6 separate regions of the Mus musculus genome follow, and all the other regions are linked to region 4. The links are chromatin loops, found by intact Hi-C in ENCODE. Cell type or tissue: left cerebral cortex. All regions are shown on one strand. Region 1 overlaps Apba2 (amyloid beta (A4) precursor protein-binding, family A, member 2). Region 2 has its middle 32 kb from the start of Mcee. Region 3 overlaps Apba2 (amyloid beta (A4) precursor protein-binding, family A, member 2). Region 4 overlaps Apba2 (amyloid beta (A4) precursor protein-binding, family A, member 2). Region 5 overlaps Apba2 (amyloid beta (A4) precursor protein-binding, family A, member 2). Region 6 holds the start of Apba2 (amyloid beta (A4) precursor protein-binding, family A, member 2).

Evidence for each region. Peaks named below come from ENCODE experiments on the same cell type or tissue, not always from the same donor. Only the 100,000 strongest peaks of a DNase experiment are listed, where the experiment ranks them.
Region 1: a loop joins it to region 4, with 2.9 times the contacts of the local background. A loop is called at or near these places in 3 of 42 quality-filtered maps.
Region 2: a loop joins it to region 4, with 3.0 times the contacts of the local background. A loop is called at or near these places in 15 of 42 quality-filtered maps.
Region 3: a loop joins it to region 4, with 3.0 times the contacts of the local background. A loop is called at or near these places in 3 of 42 quality-filtered maps.
Region 5: it touches region 4 in a loop (3-fold over the local background); 3 of 42 quality-filtered maps call a loop at or near these places.
Region 6: it touches region 4 in a loop (4-fold over the local background); 12 of 42 quality-filtered maps call a loop at or near these places.

What each region holds. Positions count from the first base shown.
Region 1 is chr7:64,624,261-64,628,260 of GRCm38, forward strand. All of the region lies in intron 2 of Apba2 (amyloid beta (A4) precursor protein-binding, family A, member 2), which reads left to right. Among named protein-coding and RNA genes, the nearest start is that of Apba2, 120 kb to the left of the region's middle. In left cerebral cortex, no CTCF peak of the experiment used is centred here; a DNase peak (open chromatin) is centred at 2,441; H3K27ac peaks cover 672 bases.
Region 2 is chr7:64,423,094-64,427,093 of GRCm38, forward strand. No RefSeq gene overlaps it. Among named protein-coding and RNA genes, the nearest start is that of Mcee, 32 kb to the left of the region's middle. In left cerebral cortex, a CTCF peak has its summit at 1,965 (motif pointing right); no DNase peak of the experiment used is centred here.
Region 3 is chr7:64,578,167-64,582,166 of GRCm38, forward strand. All of the region lies in intron 2 of Apba2 (amyloid beta (A4) precursor protein-binding, family A, member 2), which reads left to right. Among named protein-coding and RNA genes, the nearest start is that of Apba2, 78 kb to the left of the region's middle. In left cerebral cortex, no CTCF peak of the experiment used is centred here; a DNase peak (open chromatin) is centred at 2,335; H3K27ac peaks cover 2,821 bases.
Region 4 is chr7:64,728,371-64,732,370 of GRCm38, forward strand. All of the region lies in intron 6 of Apba2 (amyloid beta (A4) precursor protein-binding, family A, member 2), which reads left to right. Among named protein-coding and RNA genes, the nearest start is that of Nsmce3, 140 kb to the right of the region's middle. In left cerebral cortex, a CTCF peak has its summit at 1,652 (motif pointing left); a DNase peak (open chromatin) is centred at 1,651; H3K27ac peaks cover 1,012 bases.
Region 5 is chr7:64,562,662-64,566,661 of GRCm38, forward strand. The region is part of intron 2 of Apba2 (amyloid beta (A4) precursor protein-binding, family A, member 2); the gene reads left to right. Among named protein-coding and RNA genes, the nearest start is that of Apba2, 63 kb to the left of the region's middle. In left cerebral cortex, no CTCF peak of the experiment used is centred here; a DNase peak (open chromatin) is centred at 2,418; H3K27ac peaks cover 2,804 bases.
Region 6 is chr7:64,499,714-64,503,713 of GRCm38, forward strand. It overlaps Apba2 (amyloid beta (A4) precursor protein-binding, family A, member 2), which reads left to right and starts at 2,425. Exons shown (of 15, transcript NM_001291166.1): 1 at 2,425-2,540. In left cerebral cortex, a CTCF peak has its summit at 1,906 (motif pointing right); DNase peaks (open chromatin) are centred at 1,964, 2,336 and 3,106; H3K4me3 peaks cover 2,668 bases; H3K27ac peaks cover 2,814 bases.

The DNA of each region.
Region 1 (4,000 bases), 100 kb before region 4:
AGACTCCGGGGAGCCCCATGACAGCAGATGGGACGAGTCTAGAGCACATGTGGGAAGGGCATTAGGAGACAATTCACAGAACCTTCTGATCCAAAGTACTGAGGCCATCTTGTGGTCCCCACTCCTGGACCAGATTTTTTTCTTGAGTATTAGCCATGCTAGAAAACCTGTGGCACCCCAGGAATATGGTCGGTCTCCTCTACTGATTTTCCCTTTAAATGTGTTCTAGAGAGTATTCAGACTCTCCTACTTGATGTGTGGCTTAGGCAGCTCACAACTTTGGAGATTGTGGGTACAAAGGTGGCAAAGTGGTGGGCTGTGAAGTCAGGTACCCTAGGCATGGTACTTGGTACTACTGATGCCAGGCATGGTACGGGGTGACTTGGAGTGCACATAGTAGGGATGGTGACTAGCATCACCTGTGCTGGGGATGGTGTGACTAAGGGTAAGGTAGCTCCAGCTTTATGGCTCTGACAGCCTTAGAACAAAATACATGTTTTTCACAGTTCATTTAAGCCACACAAGTCTGTGACACAGGTTCCTAGGGAACCCCCTTTTCATTTAATGACTGAGGTTGTTTCTGACCAGGGTTCCTATTATAATTTTAATGTTGAATGCCTCCTCTCCTCTCCCTGACATCCCTACCCCTCAAAAACAAAAACAAAAACCCATGCATGAGAAACTTGGTCTCCATCCTATGACATTATTGGAAGGAGGCAGATCTACAGTCAGGGAGGAAGTTAGGTTGGTGGAGACATGCCTTGCAGGGCACAATGGGATCTTGCCTTCTCCCACCTTGTGTCTAACAGCTCTGGTTGGTTCCCTTTTGCCATGACTGCTGCTTCCCAGTTCAGAAGTAATGGGACTGAAGCATTTGAACAGAGACAAAGCAAACTGTTCTCCCGTGTTCTGTCACAGTGACGAACAATGACTGCTACAATCACAGAGCCCCCAATCTCCATCTGGCACCAACCTCGGGCCTCCAGTGGCCCCTTGGAGTTGACTCCTCTCAAGAAAGGTTATTTTCTCAAAGGCCAGAGAGGAACTCCAGGGCCCTGTTTCCAAAGAACAGCTGAGCTCAGCAGTCGACATAGCCTGGTAACATAAGCAGATGCTCCTGCCTCTGCTGTCTATGAGGGGACTGGGTCTTGGGTCTCAAACCCCATAGTGCAAGGTTGCCTGTCATCCCCACCCTCTAAGATCTTGAAGGGCTGAGTCTGAGGTGGCAGTGGCTGGGAGGCTTTGGCAGCAGGCTCTTCAGGGAAGAGGAGGCAGCCAGTGACTGGGCTGGCCACATCCTACTGAAGTGCTAGCCCCCTTGGTGCTGACATAAGTGCATGTGCTAAGGACCAGCACACTTTTTTTTTTTCTGTTTGCATTTTTTACTCGACCTCAGTCCAGCTGGAAGGTGATGAATGATGAGAAAACACAATGTCATTTTCTGACAAACCAAGGTCAAAAGACATCAGGAAAAGCCTGGATTAAACTTTGTCAACTCAGCCCAAGAGCTCTACCAAAAGGGCATGGGAGCTTGGGGTTCATTAGGCATGATATTATGTCTGTTCTCAGCTATATGCTTGTGTGTGTGTGTGTGTGTGTGTGTGTGTGTGTGTGTGTGTGTGTGCATGAGCACACATGCATGCCACGCACTTATGTGGAGGTCACAGGATAACTTTAGGAGTCATTTTCCTCCTAAAACTCTGGGTCCCGGGAATTGAACTCATGTCAAAGGGCCTGGCAGGAGGTGACTTTACCTGCTGAGCCATCTTGACAGCCCGAGATTCTTATTTATATTCTCAGTAAAGATTTATAATAAAACACCTTCAGTAGCTTGTTGGCAAGATGTTGGGATGGATCTAGGCTCATATTACAGTGGCCAGGTCAACAGGAAGCATGGTGTCCCCAATGTCTGGTCTTAGTAGTCACAGTGTCAGGTCTGCTTTTTTCTTTTTACTAGGAACAAGACACCCTGTCCAGTGCCCTAGGGAAGGGGAGATGAGTCCACTTTTGAAGGGTTTGGCAAAAAGTATGGGAGCACATCTAAAACACTAGGGGGAAGATCAGTATCTGACCTCTCCCTGCTCATATCTTCCTGCCTCCCACAGGGAGCACTCTTCCTTTCATTTGTTACTTTCCTGCACTGCGTTTGTAAATATGCCTCTACCCGTTATTTTTACGGGCTGTCTGCAAAGCATATTGTAAATGATACCAGGTCACAGCATTTATTTTTTTCATCTGTAGCTGCCTTCTTTGCTTAACCTTCTGCTGGAGAGTTTCACCCACAGGAGTTGTAGCCAGAGCACGCCCTGTTGGGGTGGTGCTGCGTGGCGGTGTTGCTTGTCGGCTCCCATTGATGGATGTTCAGCTGCTTTCCAGTCTCTGGCTGTTACAAACAAGGCTGTCATGGATATTTATGTGTGTATCTTGGTGAACGTGAGCCAGATTCATGAGGCGTGCTTAACAAGGAATTGCTGTGGGGTTGAGGCTGTGAATCTTGAATTTTACTAGAAGTAGCCAAATTGCTTTCTGGACTGGGTGGGTATAGCAAGCAGCTTCCTCTGCAGTTCGTGTGAGGCTCCCCTCTGCTCTTTCCCTGACAACACTCAGCATTCCGGTTGTTTTTAGTGTTTGTTAGTCTGAATGCAGGCTCTGCCTGTGGTGGGTTGAATGAGAATGACCTCCACGGGCTCATAGATTCAAATGCTCTGTCCACAGTTAATGGAACAATTTGGGAAGGATTAGGGGGTGTGGCCTTGTTGGAGAAGGTGTGTCAATTACTGGGCTTTGGGGTTTCAAAAGCTCACACCAGACTCAGTTCTCACATACTCTCTATCTGGCTCCTGTTTGTGGATCAGGAAGCAAGCTCTCAGCTCCCATGCTCCTGCCACGGTGGTCATGGGTTTGCCCTCTAAAGTTGCAAACCCCCAGTTAACTCTTTCTTCTATAAACTGGTTGGTTGTGGTATGTATGCAGCAATAGGAAAGTCACCAAGACACCACATGTGGCTTTGATTTCTATTCCCTGCCTGCCAATGAGACAGTACATCTTTCATATATTTATGTTTATTTCTAATTGATTTTATCTACTTGTTCTTTTGGGATGGCTGGACCTACTCTTTGCCCCATTTTGTCTTTTCTTGTGGTCAGCCTAATCTATTGTTTGACTTATGTATTGCAGATATGTTTTCTCTCTTAACTGCTTTCAATGTGGCACAGGGCTGAGAGTGTGGACTCGAGGGCCATCCTGCCAGGATCAGATCTTTGGCTCGGTATTTCCTCTGTGGCCTTGACTGAGCTAATTCATCTGCCTCAGTTTCCTCCTCTGTGAATGGGGCTGAGAAGGGGAAGAGGTTTGTATCCATGAAGCAGATCTTTGTCCCCCTTCTACTGGGGTTGTACAATTCCACAGGTTTGATAACTTGTAAAGAATAGATGTTTCTGTGGCTCACAGTTCTGTAGTCTGGGAAAAACAATATGAAGGGACTGGAGTCTGATAAGACCTGTGTCACCTGTGGCAGAAGATGAAAGGGGAAGACAGAGAAGGAGACTGAGAGGGAGGAGAAAGAGAAGAGGGCTGAGCTCATCTTCCCTCAGAAACCCACTCCTGTGATAGATGAACCACCCACATTAATGGATTCATGAGGACAGAGACCTCCTGACCTAAATACCTTTGAAAGGTCCTGCAGCTCAGCACTCGCATTTGGGTTAGATCTCCTGTGGGTGAACTGTGGCGGACACAGCTGAACCCTAGCACACGATGATGAGCTTCATCTAGCCTTGCCCTTTGAGGTCACATGGGAGCCTATACACGGGCATTGCTGCCCTGTGCACACCCTGTGGGTTCTGTGTCATCCTTTGATGGGCTGGCAGGCCCTGCTGCGCTTGGCTCTCAGCCTTCTATAAAGCCCTCCCTTCAGTCCCCAAGCTGCCTGAATCAAAAGCAAAATCCTCTAGGGGACACCTGGGAATTGGGAGGCACCAGGCTCCCCACAGCAAAAATA
Region 2 (4,000 bases), 310 kb before region 4:
TTATTTATTTATTTTATGTAAGTACACTGTAGCTGTCTTCAGACACTCCAGAAGAGGGCGTCAGATCTTGTTACAGATGGTTGTGAGCCACCATGTGGTTGCTGGGATTTGAACTCCGGACCTTTGGAAGAGCAGTCGGGTGCTCTTACCCACTGAGCCATCTAACCAGCCCAAAATAAAAAATTTAAAGGCCCCAAAAGATTATTTTGAAACAGGGTTACACAATGCAGTTCATTTGGCCTGAAATTTTTTTATGAGGTTCAGGTGGGCCTCAACAATCAAACCAGCCCAAATGTCAGCAGCCCTCACCCCTTACATAGATGCTATTAGCTGTAAACAATTTCTGGGGGAAGAGAACCATTAGTCTTTGAGGGAGTGGCCACTGGTAGGTTTCCCATGCCCAGTGGATGCCCCACACAAATCCTTGTATGTGCAGTACTGACTGAGCTTACTGGGTTTTATATATATATATATGACGTGAAGAACCTGGGAGGAGGATATGTTGGGAAAGGCATTTGGAATATTGAGGGAGGAAATGGGGGGGGGGCAGATAAAAATCACATTTTGTTGTATTCTGAAGAATAAAAACATTATAATTAAAAACCTTACGGTTGCCCTGCCTCAGCTATCACAGTCAGCATTGAACTACAGTTTATACAAGCCAGTTGAGATACTTGTTCGAGCTTTTTGATTGTGTGCATGTATGCGTGCACACTTGTGTGTGTGTCTGCATACTAGTGCCAAAGGGTGTGTTTGTGGAAGTCAACCGTGTGGGGCCCACAGACTTTTTGGAAAAAACCTTTACCTACTGAGCCATTTGGCCTACACAAATTCCTTATTTTTACAGCCAACTTGAGTCGAAGCTTCTGTTGCTGGAACCTGAAAAGATTCTAATTACATAAGTATGAAGTACACAAATGCCAATGGAAAAGACCCAGCACCCATACTGATTAAGTCAAAAGTTTTCCAACAAGGGCAAGAACATGGAAATATCGCTTCACGTAGTGTCTGCCAATGGGCTCTAAATTGCATACTATCTTTTGAAACTTGATTTCAAATGCTTGATTAGCAGTGATTGTGGTTGGTCCTCCAGGAGTACTTCAGGGTGTCAGTTCAGTAAAAAATGTGCTATCGATGCTCGCTTAATTTATGGCAAAGACAAGTAGGTCATTTACTTTACCACAGCCCAAATAATCTAGCCTTGCCTAGTGGTGAAACCTGAAAAGAAATTTCCTCTTTACAAAAGCTCTCAGTACTTCAAGAATTTCATATGTCCTCCAGTTCATCTCAGTGATGGATATGGACCGTACTCCAACGTCTTCCCTGCAAATGTTTCTCTGGTACTAGTGGTACAGTGGTACAGTGGTACAGTGGTACAGTGGTACAGTGGTACAGTGGTACAGTGGTACCAGTGGTACCAGTGGTACCAGTGGTACCAGTGGTACAGCGGTACTAGCGGTACTAGCGGTACAGTGGTACAGTGGTACAGTGGTACAGTGGTACAGTGGTACAGTGGTACTAGTGGTACTAGTGGTACTAGTGGTACAGTACCAGAACACACCAGGAAAAGCGGTTGTTTAAGGCACCGGGGATCCTGGATCCACCGGAAAGAAAATGAGAATGTCACACTCTGGGACCTGGGGTCACACCCCTTGAGAGAAGAAATGACAGAGAGGAGACCAGGCTCCTCCATTAGGGGATCCAAGGAGGGGAAGCACACAGCTTCAGGTAAACAGCTCAGGGGCTTTGGCTAGAGCCCCCGGAGGCTCTGAGAGTGTCTGCTCTGCGGCGCCACAGAGCCAGGTAAGACAATCCTGCCAGAAAGCCAGCAGCAAAATATGATTTGGAACAGCAGCCTCCAAATTGCATGCCTTATAAAACCACCAGGTAAAGGCTAGCCACATGTTTGATCAGGTAGAAGCCCTTGTGCCCCTGCCTGGTGACCTTATTTCCATCTGGATCCCACAAGGTGGCAGGAGAGAACCAGTCGGAGAACTATCCTCTGACCTTCCTTGTGTACAGTGGCTGGCATGCAACTTAAAATCACACGTTAAAACAATTGTAAAGTCTATGATCTTTGGAATACTATAAACACTGTCTTTTAAAACCAAAGTGAATTGGTCTTTTTACACTTACCAACATAATTTTAACAGGCTGGAAACGGCTAGGGTGTAGAGGTGGCTTAAGCTGGTCCCTCATATGTGCATTCTTGTACTGAGAATTGGTTCTCAGTGCAGTGGAAGACCTATGGGTGATGCCAGTGCTCTCTCAGAATGGTGGGACACTAAAGAGATGTGATTCCTTCCCTCCATACTACAGCAGTTTCCTGTTACTATCATCTCCAGGAGTCTGGCAGCCAATGGGGAACCTTGATGAAGTCTGTTTAAATTCATAGCCTCAAAGCTCAGAGGTAAACAAACCTCCTTACTGTAGATAGCCTGCTTTAGGTTGCTTATTATAGCAACAACTGAAGGGACCCATGCACTGCAGGGTGTGCCCTTCTGGACACAGACCACATCCAAACACCAGTTTCCAACACAAAGAGATCTTTCATTAATCAGAGTCAAGATGTCTGAATCTGAATTGGGCAGAAACATCAGCAGATGGCTTTGCAGGAGTGATTTTTTTTAAAAGGGGGGAAAGGGAGAGGTCAATTTTAGGATGAGCTAGGATGAGTTGGTAGGCTCTGATCAGACACATTAGTCAGTGTAGCCAAATAGGAAATTTTGACTGCTGGACCTTGGTGATTAGCCTCAGGAAAGAGTCAGGCTTAAGGAAGTGGCAAATATTAGGAAATAGGAAATAGAGCTTTGCAGGCCAGCCAGCTTTAGGAATGTGGAGGTGCCTAAATGAAGGAATCTAACAGTTTCGAAGGGAAGAGGGAAGGGCAAGGACTGCCAGTTAAACCCTTCAATAATCATGTGGTCTAGGAACAAAGCCTCCTGTTGTCTGCAGTAAAAAGACCATGTGGAGGACCAGAAGTTTGTGCGTGTGCATATGACATTGGCTGTAGGTTAACTGTGTCAGCCTTTTGCTACACTGAAACACTGTCCTCCCTTTTCCCCTCAGGCTTTTTATTACAAAAGGTGCTGGATATTGTCAAAAAGCCTTTTCTGCATTTATTGACACGATCACGTGACTTCTGTACTTGCGACAATTCATGTGATGGATTATATTTATTAATTTGCTTATGTCGAACCAGCCCTACACCTCTGGAATGAAGCCAACTTGATCTTAGAAATGATCTTTTGGATTAGTTCTGGAATTTGGTTTGCATGTATTTATTGAGAACTTTCATAACTATACTCATCGGGAAGACAGGTCTCTCATTTTTCTTTTGTTGTCGTTGTGTTGTGAAACCTAAACAGGAACAAGAACCGTACACCTTCCAAGTTAGTGGGAGACCAAAACAGGAAACATATATCTTGCAAGTTAAGAGTTCTGTCTGCCATAAAGAATAAGTTCCTAACTTTGTCTCTGTAATTCCTTCCATGGGTGCTTTGTTCCCAATTCTAAGAAGGGGCATGGTGTCCACACTTTGGTCTTCATTCTTCTTGAGTTTCATGCGTTTAGCAAATTGTATCTTATCTTGGGTATCCTAAGTTTTTAGGATATCCACTTATCAGTGAGTACATATTGTGTGAGTTCCTTTGTGATTGGGTTACCTCACTCAGGATGGTGCCCTCCAGGTCCATCCATTTGGTTAGGAATTTCATAAATTCATTCTTTTTAATAGCTGAGTAGTACTCCATTGTGTAAATGTACCACATTTTCTGTATCCATTCCTCTGTTGAGGGGCATCTGGGTTCTTTCCAGCTTCTGGCTATTATAAATAAGGCTGCTATGAACATAGTGGAGCATGTGTCCTTCTTATCTGTTGGGACATCTTCTGGATATATGCCCAGGAGAGGTATTGCTGGATCCTCCGGTAGTACTATGTCCAATTTTCTAAGGAACCGCCAGACGAAAGGATGGACCATCTAGAGACTGCCATATCCAG
Region 3 (4,000 bases), 150 kb before region 4:
GCCTCAGTGCTGATCCTTTTGTTCCTGCTTTTGCCATCTCCTCATCCAGTGGGCGCATCGTCTCTATAACTCTACAGCTTATGTATTAATAATGCCCTTCTTCTGCTCCAGAGTGGACGCTAGGGAGCTCAGAGCTTCACATTGGTCTCACTCAGCTCCAGGTCTGTTCTTAGGCCCTGGCACCGAGTTGGAAGAGATACTCACTGCCAGCCTGGGCAAAGGACAGGTTGCACTTGGCAGCCAGGGCCTCCTTGAGCTCTGCACTCCGACACCTTCTCATGTTCCTGATAGTCCTGCAGTTGAGTAAGGCAGTTTCCCATCCCAAATGCTCCCATGTGCGCTCCATACTGTCTGGAACCTTGGAGAGAAGTCTGGGATGATCTGTGAATGTGGACAGCTTCTGCATATGGATTTCTTAAATATGTATTTACTTGTTAGAGTGTATATTCGTGGATACTTATGCCAAGGCAAGTGTATGGAAATCATAGCACAACCCATATCGCACCATCAAGATGTCTTGGGAACTCCAGAACTTCTTGGGACTTGGTTGTCTGGTTGCTATGGATTCACACCCATGAGAGGGCCCTTGCTCTTATTAGGGTCACACACATGTAGACATGAAGGGGTGAATTTTGTGTCCTCCAAGGGAAGAGGGGACCTGATTTCACCTCAGCATCAGTGGGTAATCCATCCTTGGGTCTATCTGATGATTCAGTTGCCCTTGATGTCCTGGGGTGTTTGTTTCAGGAGGGCTGCCAGAATCCAGATACTCAGGTTCATTGTGTATAAAATGGTGGCATATGTAGAACTTAAAGCACATTTCCCTACATGCTTTAAATTTATTTATCAAAAATTATTTTATAAGGAGTAGGGTATGTCCCTGGCTGTCCTGGAACTTGCTCTGTGGGCCAGGCTGGCCTTGAAATCACAGAGATCTGCCCCTCTCTGCCTCCTGAGTTCTGGGATTAAAGGTGAACATTACCATGTCTGGCCCTGGGGGACAGAGTTTTAATGCAAGGACTCAGGAGGCAGATGCAGGAGGACCTCTGTGAGTTCAAGGCCAGCCTAGTGTGCATATTGAGTTCCAGGCCAGCTAGGGCTACCGAGTGAGATCCTCTAAAAAAACATTAGTGTACATTAATTGGAAATAAAAGAATGCCTTTCACTGTGACATCTTCATATGTGTAGGCCAAGCACTTTATCATATCATCTCTCAGTGACACAGAGTCTTGAACACAACTTGGGTGCTGTCACACTGCTTTGTTTCGTGGATAATGATAAGAAAAAAAAATGACATGTTCATGGTCCAGGGAGATGACTCAGTGGGGAAAGGTGCTTGCCACCAATCCTGACAACCTGAGTTTAATCACCAGGACCCACGTGATGGAAGGAGCGAGTGGGATTCCAGATGAGTGTGGCTGTCCTCTGATCCAGATGCATGCCACGGCATGCCCAGTGCCTACCCCTGGCAATAAATAAAATGTAATAATAATGAAAAAGACACCTTTAGTAAAGAGACATTTCTTTTCCTGGATATTTTGCCCAAGATTGGCTTATGATTGGCTAACTCGTAAGTTGCACACCCCAGGATGCAGGCTCGCTCTGCTGCGCTGAGTGGAGTCTGAAACTGTAGGCCTTTTCCACACTCTGATTTCCTTTCATCTCCACAGAAGCTCTTTGGTTCATTAGCAGTAATGTGATGTTCTCTATTCTGTGTTGGTTTTAGAATTCTGTTGCTCTCTAATGCATTTGCCCATGATGTGCCTGTGGGGTCTTCAGAGACCCACAAGGGCAGCTTTCTCCACCATGCCTACCATTCAGTAGGTGACAGGAAGCCTGCCCTGGAGCATGCGAAGGGTGACACTGTGCACTCAGAGGTGGATTTGCTAAAGAGCCGGGACTGGAGTCCTGTCCAGGTTCCCACTATGCAGCTGTCTGAGGCTTTTATAATTAACGCTAATGGCTGAGCCGTCATGGCTTGTTTAAATTACCCCAAGAGGAACATCAGGTCTATTAAAGAAACCTGATTGTAGCTGCCCACCTGCTCTATTCAGGGACATGCATCTTTTGTGGGAATTCTTCTGGGTAATTAAGAGGGTCTGAAAAGCTGGTTTTATAGTCATTGATTGAACTGTAGATAACAATGAAGTCAAATAATTTTTTAAAAAGCTGTTTCCATCTTCATAAGCATATGAGGAATTTGAATTAGAAAGAGTTCTCCACGTGCTGCTCAGGCATCTGGGGGGAGGGCACATATGGCCTCTGTAAGAGCTCTGGACAGGTTCCCACCATGGGTGTCTAGTGAGCAAGGCTCTGGTGGTTTGCAGGGCTATCTGTATCCCTCTCTTGGTTTGAGCCCACACAGGAGCTGCAAGATCTGCAAAGAGCTGCACCCACCTCCTCTGCAGACTCGGAAGCTGCGTGAACAGAAGACCAGTGTCACAGCCAGAGTGGCTCTGGTCTGAGGATGTGGGTCTCCCGTGCAGGCTTTGCCACCAGGTTGGATATCTGTAGATGTAAAGAATTGGTGCAGTTTGCTTACACGTGCAGGTGCTATGCCCAGTGCTGGTGTGGCAAAGGGACAGGGAGGGCCCCCGTTTATGTGGTCGAGTATCATATTTTATAGCACCATGGGCACTTGGAGGAAAGAAAGACAGGATGGTGTCCCAAGCATGGGAGCTGCATGCACAAAGGGCACAGACAGGTGTAGCTAGCAACAGCAGTAAGTGCAGCCAGCAAGGGCTTTGGAAGGCTTTATGGAATAATATCTAGAGTTTGGAATTTATCCAGTGAGTCCTGGATGCCACGGTAAAGGTTTAAAAAATGAGAGCATGTTTTAGCTTTAAACTTAACACACAGAGACACAAACCTATGCACACCCATGCACACGCACAGACACACACAGACACATACATGTGTATACACGCCGACACACAGACACACCCGTATCCCTATGTGATCAGTTCCAGGTGGACAGTGAATGGCACTCATGTGTGTCACATAGCACAGCTGAGAGCGAGCGGCACAGGGTGTTTATTTTTCCACTCATCTCCTGAACTTGCTAAGCGTGACTGACGCCCTCTCTCCCCACCCCCACCCCCAACCTTCCACTATCATTCTGTCTTCTTTCTCTCTGAATCTGACTGCGTGTGGAGCTATGCCTAAGAGGCTTAGGTGTAACTTCGGAAGAATCTTCACCAAATCACTGAGAGGCACACCCGGGGCCTCGAGTGTATGTGTGCTTTCGACTGGCGTGCTTCACTGAGGGCTCCTCCGTACAGCACATCTCAGAATTTCCATTCTGTTCGTTTGGTGTGCTTGTGTGTCTGTCTGCCTCTGTCTCTGTCTCTCTTTCTCTCTGTGTATATATGTGTGTAGGGTAGAAGCCAACACTGTCTTTTTTTTTTTTTTTTTTTTTTTTTTTTGGTTTTACGAGACAAGAGTTTCTCTGTGTAACCCTGGGTGTCCTGGAACTCACTCTGTAGACCAGGCTGGCCTTGAACTCAGAAATCTGCCTGCCTCTGTCTCCTGAGTGCTGGGATTAAAGGCATGTGCCACCACTGCCCAGCTAACACAGAGTGTCTTTTGAAGTCACTCTCCACCTTGTTTTTCTGAGACCAGGTCACCATCTCAGTGAGCCTTAGAGCCAGTCCTAGACCTAAGACTTAGATCTAGTCCTGCTCCCACCTTCCAGCCCTGTGATTCCAGATGTGTGTGGAGAAGTCCGATTCTTTATGTGGGGTTAGAGATATGAACTCATGACCTTGTGCCTACATATGGCAAATACTTTACCCACTGGGCATCTCCCTAGCCCCAGTATTTCCAGACGGGTCAAGGGTAAGCAATGCCCAGTGTGTGTATGGATCGTGTTTTGTCTACTCACTGATGATGTGATGGCGGCTGGGACTGTTACCGCTGTGAAGATCTTTGCTTCCAGTTTTCATCCATACATACATACCTAGCAGCGGGCTTTCTTGAAGACACATCATACTGTTTCCCA
Region 4 (4,000 bases):
CTTGAAATGGCTCCAAGGTCACCGCTGGCTGACTTGTCAGGATGCCCAGTACATGGGAGCCCCTTGTAGATGGCCTCCTGCCAGCCGGGTACAGATGGGCCTGTGTCTCTCTCTAAGCCCCTTCTCGTCATGATGCCTGGCAAAGCTAGTTCCTGGGGCCTCCTTCCACCCCCTTGCCCCATGTCCTCCTCGCAGTGACTCACCCATGCCCATAGCTTCAGTTGGCACCCCTCAAAGCTCATTCTTAATCTCTCGTCTAACGTGGGCGTCCTCCTGAGCTGTACCTGGAAGGTGTCCTGGCTCCTGCAGCTAATGGTCCAAAATCCTCACTCCAGAAGCCAGTCCTTTGCCAAGGGACCCCTCATAGTAAGTAGACACCCCAGTCATCCCTCCCAACCTCACTTCACATTCAGTGCAAATTTTGACTAGATCTTTCAACCCCCATCATCTTCCTGGTCTACACCATCTCTTGCTTGCTTGGACCACTGCAGTGGCCGCTCACCCACTTAGCAGCTTTCTGTTCTTCCTCTCGGTTGTTTGTCTCTCTAGAGGAAGTGGTGCAGTTGGGCCATGTCCCCGGCTGGTAACCTGAAATGACAGTCTCTGGAATGGCTCCAGAGTTCTCACATCTGGCCAGTGTTTACTTTACACTTTGACTTATTCCAACTGCTGACTCATTCCTTGCATCAGGTCAACTGGGCATCCTTTGGTCCTTCTGAATTGGTTCTCTCTCTGTGACCCCAGGACCTTTGTGCCTGCTCTTGCCTTAGCCTAGAAGGTTCTCTTTGGCATGCTGATCCCTTCTACTCACAGGCAGTCTCCTCCTGTTCCTTTAGCTTTTGAGGCCACACCTTCCCTTCCTGGTGTGCACCACAATTTTTCCTGATGAGTTTCTGTTGTCCTGTGGTCTGCTGTCAGCCTCACCCTCTGGCCAGTGAGCCATGTTTTAGGACATCACAAGTCCTCACAGGCAGGATACTGATTTGGAGAAAGCCATTTGACCTTGCTTAACATGGCCCTTCTCATAAAATGGGATAATGAGGTTGGTTTCATGGAACTGTAAATGACTGATGGCCGGGACCCTGCTGTCACACAGGGCTGGTGAGTCAGACAAAGCAGTGCACCTGGGGCCTCCCAGCTACACAAAGTTCTACTCATTTGGCTCTGTGCTCCAGCCCCACAACCATACCCTGGGGCACCCAGGCAGAAGTGGGAAGGTTTGGTGCTCAGGAGATATAACGGACTTGGCTGGCGTGCTGGCAGCCTCTGCCCACTCCTTACACGCAGGATTTATTGTCCCACCCTGGTAGCATGGCAGAGATGTGTGATACCGGGTACAGCTCCATAAGACCTCAGCACTTCCCTGTCCACAGAGCTGACAAGAAGCTGCAGGTCCAAGTGCATACCCCAGGACCACACAGAGAGCACAAGAACTCTGCACAGGACAGCAGGCTCGCTAAATAAGCTGCAAACAAAGGCTGCTTCCAGCAGGGAAGGAAGAACAGTATATCACACCCCTCTCAACTGCACACAGGGGACATGCACCTTGTGAGTCAGAGGTACATCAAGCAGGGGCAAGCTGCCCTCTGGGGACTCAGGTTCACCTGTCTGTTAAGCATGTGTAGTTGTTCGCTCTCAGTCGCCCTCTGCTGGTGTCAGCTAAGGGTTGTTGCCAGAGTTTGGCAAAGGAAGAGCAAGCGCTCTTTGTACAAAGGGTCTGCGCCCTCCACTGGTCTCAGATTAGTGAGAAGTAACAGTCCTGTCAGCAAAGATGAAAACATGAGCGTGAGCCTCATCGAGGTCCAGAAAGCTGGTCAGGTCGCCTAGATAACTGGCAGGAGTCATGGGGCAGCAGCTTCTAAAAGTGGGAGTCAGATTCAGAAGACAAGACCTGCCCCAGTCCCTCTCCCTCCCTTCCAAAGAATGGCGGACACCTCCATAGTATAGGTCATAAGTATTGGCTGAGACTCACTAAGGGCAGAAGTCCCTGCACCATCCATGGGACACAGTATTATACCCATCTCCTCTTTACACACACACACACACACACACACACACACACACTCACACACACACTTATACAGAGGTGGGGTGAGGGAAGGAAGGGGGGAAGAGATTATTATTGTATTGGGCCCCACTTGGAGGATGCAGGCCTGTGAGATGCCCGTTGGCCAGTAGACATTTCTGATCCATCTTCACTGGAGAGAATGAAGCTTATGGTGAGAAAACTGATGTCCTTCAGCCTGAAGCCTCAGAGGTCACAGTGGAATGCCCTGCATTGATAGTTCCTGCCCCTTATGTTGGGTGCCCTCAGAACCCCCTGGCTGGTCCACCTGTACAAAGGCCATAGCTGCCACCAGCCAGTTCCAGACCCAGGGCTACGGTGCCTTTGATCACAAGAAGGAGCCTGATTAGACTCTGACCATGGAGAGCTGCAGGATCAGTGAGGCTGTCTTGTCCTTGGAGGCAGGGTGTGGGAGACTTTTCGTGAGAAAGCTAGTGTGGGTATATGACCTTTCCAGAAGTGCTTGACCTGGAAAACCCCCAGCTGGGGAGGAGTCTCCTGACTGTGCTCTCTTCTACTGTGGCTATCTTTGGTTTGAGCATACCTGTACCAATCCTGGGTCTGACTGAGTTCTCATGGCCTGCTCAGATGCTGAGCAGGGTCCTTGATTCACCCCCTGAAGTCTCAGTTGTACACTCAGAGCAAGGTCAGAGTCTCAGGGGCCATAGGCTTGCGAGCCCAAGTCTGGATTCCTTCTCTTTATTCTTTGACCATTTGATACATGTATATAATTAACTTTGGTTATTTTTATACCCTGTTACCTACCCTATCTCACCCCTCCTTTTCCCCCTGAAACCCTTCGTTCCCAACAAGCCCACCCTCCCCTCCCATGTCTTTGTGACTTTTGTGTTCATGGTATGTGTGAGAGAGAGAGGGATGGGAGGGAGGAGAGAGAGGAAGAATCACACTAAGTTTCTTGGCAGCTTGTATGGCATGGACGGGCTTTATTTACTGGGACATGAGCAACTTGTCAGTGGTCACACCACTCAAGAGTGACTCCCCTTCCCACGCAACCATTTATAGATCTTGGGGAGGGGAAACCTCACGAGCCCTTACTTCTTTCAGGATAAAATGTTGATGGACCCAGTCTTATACCGGTGACCACAGCTGCCTCAAGTTCATGAGCCCTTTCTCTGAATGGCTCTCGTTCCAGGAGTTTCTCTGGGAGCAGTGACCCCTCTGCTCCCTCTGTCCCTCATAAGAGTGAAGTAGCTGGCTCACAAATGCTGTCACCCTGGGACTAAGCACCTGGCCATCAGATGCTAGACTTGCCTCCCTATGGGTGCCAGCCAATCCCTCAGACCTAGTAGCCACCTTCTCCTCTCATCTGAGTTTGGACTAAGATACTCAGACAGGTGGTTGCATCAATAGCTGAAGGTGCCTTCCACGGAAGCTATTCCTTCCCACTCAGAGCCATGAGCTCCTCATTGCTGGAAGCTCACACCTCTCTGCTCCCAAGAGCCTGGGGCCAGTGTGTGAGGTCCAGAACCACAGTATGTGCCCACACCTCCACCCCCAGCAGCTTCCCTTACTCTGTGTGCATGTATGCAGTATGTACATGCAGTATGTGTTCATATGGAGTACTGGTGGCCAGCACTATGGGATAGGAGCCTGATGATCTAGGATGGAATTCTAGGTGACTGGGACTTCATGAGAGTCCATGATGGACTTACATCCATCAGAGGGGATTCAGCCAGATTGGTCTTTTTGACCCAAGCCATCACAGAGCTAGAGGGTAGAGTGGGTGGCTGGAGGAAGTGTGATAACAAAGCTGCCACCCAAGTGACAGAGGATGCAGCTGCGCTGGCCATCAGCAAGGTGACAGTGGCATTGGGAGGAGCAGCCTGTGATGCGATTGTTTGCCAGGCCTCTGGGTGCTGTTGCTGGATCCCCTGTTAGAACCCAGAAAACCTGGTCTTATTGCCTTCACCTACA
Region 5 (4,000 bases), 170 kb before region 4:
GAAAAGTCATAAGCCAGCCCTTCCTGGGAAGCACCTGTTTACGGCGAGGCAGGAAGACTAAGGGTTTCCACCCCCCACCCCTCCAGTTCTGAAAGGAGGAGTTTTTCCCACTCTCTACCTTGGCTCCTCTCAAGGAGAACCTAGTGAGGGCCTGGGGGTAACATTTGGACCCTAGGACTTGTTTTTTTTTTTTGGTCGCAGGAGTCTTCCGCTCCATGTGACCAGGGGGCTCTGAGTTCACCTGTCTCTTCACATCCTGGGGAAGGGAGGCATTTGCAGCCGAAGTTCACTGATAGGTCTAAGAAAGTTCATTGATTTTCAGATCACAGCTGGCTGATTCCCCTCTGAAGATGGGGTGACTTATGGCTCTTTACATGTTGGGGACCCTTCTCTAATTTTCCTGACTTTTTTTTTCTGGAGCTGTGTTCTTTTTTTTAAAATTTTTTATTAGGTATTTTCCTCATTTACATTTCCAATGCTATCCCAAAAGTCCCCCATACCCTCCCCCCCACTCCCCTACCCACCCACTCCCACTTCTTGGCCCTGGCATTCCCCTGTACTGAGGCATATAAAGTTTGCACGACCAATGGGCCTCTCTTTCCACTGATGGCCGACTAGGCCATCTTTTGATACATATGCAGCTAGAGACACGAGCTCCGGAGGTACTGGTTAGTTCATATTGTTGTTCCAACTATAGGGTTGCAGATCCCTTTAGCTCCTTGGGTACTTTCTCTAGCTCCTCCATTGGGGGCCCTGTGATCCATCCAATGGCTGACTGTGAGCATCCACATCTGTGTTTGCTAGGCCCTGGCATAGTCTCACAAGAGACAACTATATCAGGGTCCTTTCAGCAAAATCTTGCTAGTGTATGCAATGGTGTCAGCGTTTGGAGGCTGATTATGGGATGGATCCCTGGATATGGTAGTCTCTAGATGTGGATCTGTGTTCTTTACTTGACTCCATTTTCTGTCTTGTCACCTATTCCCAAACGAGTTCCAGAGCACAGAATTTCCACTGAAGATTGGCTCTTATCTGTACATTTATATGAGGGTCTGACAAGCTCTCGATGAAAGTACCCTGAGTGCCAACCAACAGGTCCAAGACTCGTGGTCTGCTAATTGGAGGGTTTCTCCTGTGGTTGATGGCTTTGGTGAACTTGACTGCTCGGTGTTTCCAGTATGGTTTCTCTTTGGAATTCATGTGTTGGATGACTGAGCCTCAGTCTGATGTCTATGAGGGGAGGGACTCTAGCCAGCCTGAACATGGCAAGCATGGCTCTGGCAGGCCTTGCCCTTCATCCCATTTCCTCTGCCTTGCAAAAAACCATTAAATTACATTTCTAAAGCTAGCCACTAAGGTCCATTCCTTATTTGGCAATTCCCTCCTCCTGAGGCTGACTACCAAGGTCAGCTATCAAAGTATTGTAGTCCAGCAATCAAAAGCCCCCTTTGACTCACCTAATTAACATGCAGAATCAAAATTAAACATCTCATTCTAACACGGGGCTTCCCAATTTGCTTTTATAAACTGTCATTTGCCTATGCGCCACCTCTTTCTCCTCTCTATCCAGAGGGAGTCCTTTGTCCCCACCCTGGACAAACACTCTTTCCCCTCTCCCTTATTCCCTTCCCCTTCTCTCTCATCCTCTATCTCCCATCTTCCTCTCTTATTCCCTGCTCTCTGTCCCTCTGGAGAAAATAAATTCCTTTTTGCCAAGAACTTGGTCTTGGGTTATCCTGAGCGAATGCTGGTTGCTTCAGTGAGAGATGGTGGAACTTAAGAGGTGGGGCTTACTGGGAGGATATCACATAATTGGAACATGTGCTTAGAAGGTATTAATGTCATTTTCATGGTACTCTACATAGTTCTTGTGACAGTGGCTGCTGTAAAGTAACTACCTGATATGTGTGGCCTCATCTGCATGCAGCTCTTTCCTTTGCTCTACCTTGTTCTGATGCTGTCAGTGGTGTACTTATCTGAGGTTGGAAGATAGATCCCCCAGCCATGGACTTTATGCTTCTAAACTTACGATCTTAATAAACCTCCTTTTTCTATAAAGTACACACTCCCAGGTACTAAGAGAGCCTGTGGGTGAGAGGTTCTCAGAGGTTCTCAGCCGGTCTCAGGGAGGAGAAGAATTAGCCTACAATCACCATTCCAGATGCAGGGCTATAGTAGCTGGCTTCTCACTAGGCACGTTGATCTGTGTGCCCTGTGGTGGTGCTGAAGCCAGGGTCCCTCTGTAGCCTTCCAGGCAGCCTGGTTGCCATAGGAGAAGGTGGCTTTTCTATGGTTGCTTCTGGATTTTGGGCTCTTACCCTCTCACTGTATGCTCCCGCCCACCCTGTCCACAGTCCCACTGCCTTGCTTTGGGGATTGGAGCGTGGGGTGCCCACTCATCCAGAGAAGCAAGCTCTCCCAGATTCCCACATCTTGTTGATTTAGTTCTCACAAACAGATTTGAAGTGCTTGCCATCTGCTCTCCTCTTAATTATTTTTCCCAGTTCCACAGAGAGAGGAGGAAGGACATCTCCCTAAAGTCCAGATCACACCAAGGAAGTGTGGCTCTGCCGCCCACCGTGGCTGAGGAGCACAGCTGCCGTCCCTGAGCACAGGAAACCGGAGCATGAGGCCAGCCCTTCTGCCTATGTGGGCCATGCCCCTGCCTGTTGCCCAGCTCCAATGCAGGGACCTCTGGGCTTCAGCAGCATCCTCCCGCAGATCCCTGTATCCTGCTCAGCCAGTGGCAGAGACTAGGGAGAGCTCTGTGCTTCTGGCCAGGACTGGGTCAGTCCCTGTGAATACCTTGCCTATGTGGAGTTTTGTGCTAGTGGATGCCAGGTTGAGAGCTTTATTGGGGAAGCATTAGTGTCTCCTGCTAGTGCTTCCCCAGGGCCATGGCTGTCATTATCTGATGCTGTTTTGCACCTTCTATTGTGTCACATTTATTATCCACTATGCTGGATACTAAAGGAGCCTCAAGCAGCATCCCCACCCCACAGTGTCTCGACACATGCCCTGTAGGCACACACATCCCCGACTAGGGAAGTCAGATGGGTTTTGGAGCTTTCTGGTATGAAATGAGAGTCTTAGCTTCTTCCAGCTCAGGGAAATGGTGTCCAGTGGTATGGTAGATGATTGCAGAGACCCCAAGTCTCCTCCCTAGCTAGAGCCTGCTTTGTCCTGGAAAGCAGTGTGTGTGTGTGTGTGTGTGTGTGTGTGTGTGTGTGTGTGTGTCCCTCCCCTCCTTAACTGTATCCCTTCTTGTCATCAGACCTGCACCTGATCTTGCTTATAGATGAGGCTGAGGGTGTGGTATCTGTAGAAAAGGCAGTCTGGCTCCTGATGTCCATGCTGTTATTTTTAGTATCCAGCAGGTGTTTAATTCTTGCTTCTTTTGGGGGAGACACCCTAGAGATGATCCTGCTGAGAACATATTGAGCCTGATATTCATGCTTGCTGTGTCCCCCCTAGATCCCTCGGAAGCCTCTTGGCTGGCTTTTTGAGATGCTTAGAAGAACTCTGTGTCCACAGTCTTTCTAGACAGGGGCTCTTTAACCATGCAGGATATGGCTGGGTGCTACCTCTCTAGAGGTTTAGGAGTGGCCCATGAGACACTGGGGACTTAGCAATTGTCAGGTACCTCTAGAAGTCTGACTCAGGAGGCAAAGCAAAGCCCCTGTCTCCCCCCCTGGGCCACCTATCTCCTTGCAAGTCTCTGGACCAGGACATTGGGAATGCAGGCTCTTTGGTGCTTATTGCCTCTGCTGGCCAGGTTATCATCATGGGCCACACTGACCACTGTGTCCCACCACATGGCCTCCCAGGAGAACTGTCTGAGCTGTCTATTCTGTAACTCCTAGTCCCCAAGGAGGCCCACAAATGGGAGGTTATGCACATCTACAACCTGTCCCTTATTTCTCTGGGGAAGGGCTCATAGGGTGACCTGGCATTCCTGTCCCACGTCTAGAACCTCATTTTATCACTATTGAAAGCTGTA
Region 6 (4,000 bases), 230 kb before region 4:
GATGCCAGGGTCTCATGTACTCTACAACGGTGTCCCATTGTGGAGCCACACTCCCAGCCCCTCGTATGTTTAATAGTTGTTTGTAAGCTGGTAGGATGGCTCAGCAATTAGAGGTGTCTGCAGCCAAGCCTGATGACCTGAATTTAATCCCCAGGATCACATGGTGGAAGGAGAGAACCAACTCCTGAAAGTTGTAATGACCTACACACACACACACACACACACACACACACACACACACTCATACACACACACACTCACATACATACACACTCAATACATACACACACTCACACACACACACTCATACACACACACTCATACACACACACTCATACACACACACACACACACACACTCATACACACACACACTCATACACACACTCACACACACTCATACACACACTCACACACACACTCATACACACACACTCATACACACACACTCATACACACACACACACTCATACACACACACACACTCATACACACACACACTCATACACACACACACACACTCACATACATACACACACTCACACACACTCATATACACACACACACTCATACACACACACTCACATACATACACACACTCACACACACACTCATACACACACACACACACTCACATACACACACACTCATACACACACACACACACTCACATACATACACACACTCACACACACACACACACACACACACACACACACACACACACACACACACTCATACACACACACCCTGAAAGGGTAATAGAAGTGCTAAGAGATTAAAAGTCGTTTGTATTTCCTTTCTTGTGAGTTGCCCATTTTATTTTTTAACTTGGGCAAGGTCCAGGTAGGGAGGTGGAGTGCTTGCTAGTGTGCACAATGTCCTGTGCCCTGCAGAGCAGACAGACACATCTGGATCTCACACTTAGCAGTCAGTGCAATGGAACAGTTTTGCATTTAGAGCTGAGCTGAACTTTTTGTCAGGGGGGTCAATAGAATATTTAAGGTGATGGACAACAAGCAAGAAGGAATGGTCAGCTCTAGGAGGAGGAAGAATGGCTCTAGGGTGGACCTATTTGGTCCCTGAGCTGCCAGAGCTGCTCTGCTATTGACTGGTGAGGTAGGGGTGGGGGGTGGGGTAATGGAGGGTGAAAGAGAGGGAGGCAGACAGGTCCCAGGCCTAGGAGGTCCTTACTAGGTCTGCCCCTGTATTCAGTTTTTCTCCAGGCCCTTCTCGGGGTCACCTCTGTCACTGTGGGCATCAGGAAGTTCTTTTCTCACCCCACTCACCCTCCTCTTCCTTTGGTGACATTCCTCTGATCTTCTGCCACCTGGCCTTCATCTCAGGCTAGGACTGAAGGAAGAGAGAGAGGAAGAGGGAGAACCAGGCCAATTGGAAGCATTTGGGGGCTGAAGTGGAGCCCCCCATTCCCTAAAACAGAGCACCCTGTGTGCCTTAAACCTGCAAGTTGCCACAAATGCATAGGGCTGAGTGAAAGGTCAAAGGTGACAATAAAGCCCAACGTTCAAGAATTTCAAGAGGTTTGTTTCTTACTGAGGGTAGCCAACTGGTTCTCATTGGGGGTATTAGAGGTTGGGGCCCTCTCCCTTCTGGACATCCCAGGCAACACAGGTATCAGAGACTCGGTGGTTATCAGGGACCGGGTGAGAAGACCTTGTGTGTGGTTATCAGGGACCGGGTGAGAAGACCTTGTGGCCAGAAGGCTTCTGGTGATTGACTGTGGGGAAGCAGGACAAGGCTTGCCCCTCAGGAAAGGCTTTCTGGGGCCACAATACCCTAGAGAGTCAAGGGATTCGGGCCGGCCGGGGCTCCGCATAGAGCGGAGCTGGCAGAGCAGGGCGCGGTCGCCGCAGCCCCTCAGCGCCGCACGCTCTCCGGAGCCCGCCAGGGGGCAGCGCGGCGTCAGGGGCAGGGTGCGGGCACCGGCAGCATCTCCTTCACCTGTTCTGCCTGCCCAGGACCAGACTGTTAAGGCTCCCCAACTGGCCGGTCCCAGCTCACTCCCAGGAACCTGTGTGCTCCTCAAGGGGCCACCGCGACTCGCGGAGCCTATCTCAGCCCGTATCCCAAGGACCCAGGTCCCAGGTGGGCTCGTCCGCTGTCCCCGCCGCTGTCCCCGCGCCGCACCCGGAGGCGCCGCGCTGGGCGCCGAAGCATCTTTGTCTGCGCTTTGCGCGGCCGCGCGGTCTTGAATCCCTTGATTCCCTAAGGTCTCTTTAGAAAGCGTTTCCACCCCGCGTGGCCGGGCGCAGGAGGAGCGGGGGCGGTCGGTGTGGCGGCGGATAGGGCGGTGCGGGTGCGGGTGCTCCCGGGCCGCGCCGCGTGCGCCCGGTAGAGGCGGCCCTGCGTGTCGTGCGCGGCGTCCGGGGCGCGCCCGCCGCTATCCAGCTTCCCGGGCTCATTAGCAGTCTCGGTGTGCGGCTCGGCGCGGGCTCACAAAGAGCTGCTGCGGCGCCCCGCTCTCGGCCTCGCCGACCCAGTCGGGGGCGGCGGCGCATCGCGCAACCCGCGCGGGCGCAGGTAAGTGGGGCCCGGGGCGCCAGAGTCTCCGCGGCAGCAGCCTGGGTTGCCCGGTTCCGCGTGGGGGGAGCCGGGGCGCAGTGGGGGGCGCGGATGCTGTGGTCCCAGCGCTCCCTTTCGGACCTTGTGGGGCTCTGGAGAGGCAGAGGGGCATCGTCGACAGAGCGGGCCACCGCTGGGACCGGGGGGTGCTACGGACCAGCGCCCCTCTCTCTCCGGACCCACCGGACCCTCCGAGCCACTGACCAGCGGCCGGGCGCGGCAGGGATCAGCTGGCCGCTAGGTTATCAGGGGCTTGCGAAGCGGCGGCGCGGGGCTACCTGGTGTGGCCAGAGGAGATGGTCACTCGTCTGGGTCCCCCTATTATTGCGTTGGGGGGGGGGTTGTCTAGAGGGGAGCTGCTTGGCACTGATTCCAAGTCCCGATGCTGGGCGGCAACTCGGGAGTTTGGGGTCGCTGCTGGGTTCGCTGCTTCCAGGCAACCGGTCTTTGATCTGTACCCCTCCCTCCCCTTTCCCTTTATAATGAGGCCCGGGGGAGAAACTCAGTTAAAAATTCCACACCCCGTATTCTCTGGGGGGATGCGGCGGGGACATGCCCCTTATCCTGGCTGCTTCCTCTTGGCAGGCAGAGCCCGGCAAGGGGACTTGGGTATGGAGGATGAAGGGGAACATTGATCCCAGCTTTTTTCAAGCCTTGTTTTCACAGGGAGCAGTATGGGCAGCAGGCCTCTATATGCCAAAGCTGTGGGTGAACTTCCCCTGAGTGCGGTAGGGATAGGAGCAGGTACCAGTGGGGCTCTGCAAGGGCTTGCCCTGGCTGTAGGCGCCTTAAATAAAGCCTACTAGTCTTAACTTAGAATTCAGTTATGGAAGACTTTTAATTCTTTAATATCTGTTTATTTGTATGTGACTTGACAGAGGCCAAACTTAAATTCGAATTTAAATAAAGCCAGCTCACTCAGGCCTTGTGCACGGTGAAGTTCTTAAACCTTGCTTGTTTTTCTTGGCCTTTCTTCATGTCTGAACTGATTTGTCCCGGTCCCCTTAGACCCCAAGACCCCTTCTTCCTTTATGGATATAGATTTGAGGAAGGATAGTGGTTTCGAAAACAAAGACCCGTAAGCTTTAAGGGTCCAAGTGAACAACTTTTTCTGAAGTACTGATCTGCAGGTGCCAAGAACCAATGGGCAGGCTCCCTTTGGGGCCCGGTCCCTCCAAAGAGGCAAGGATGGGGCTTTCCTGGACAGCAGCAATCTGAGGCAGGGGACTCAGGGCAGAGTGGCTGGGTGACTTTGTCCTGCACTCAGATTGCTGGGTGGTCATGGTGTGCTGCAGAGGGTCTCCTGAACTTTGGAGCTCTGGAACAGAGGGGTGAGTGACACAGACGAAGAACCTGCAGGGACTCCAAGCCACATGGAAGGGATTAGTGGGTCGTGGAACTGGCTATGAGCTGGAGGT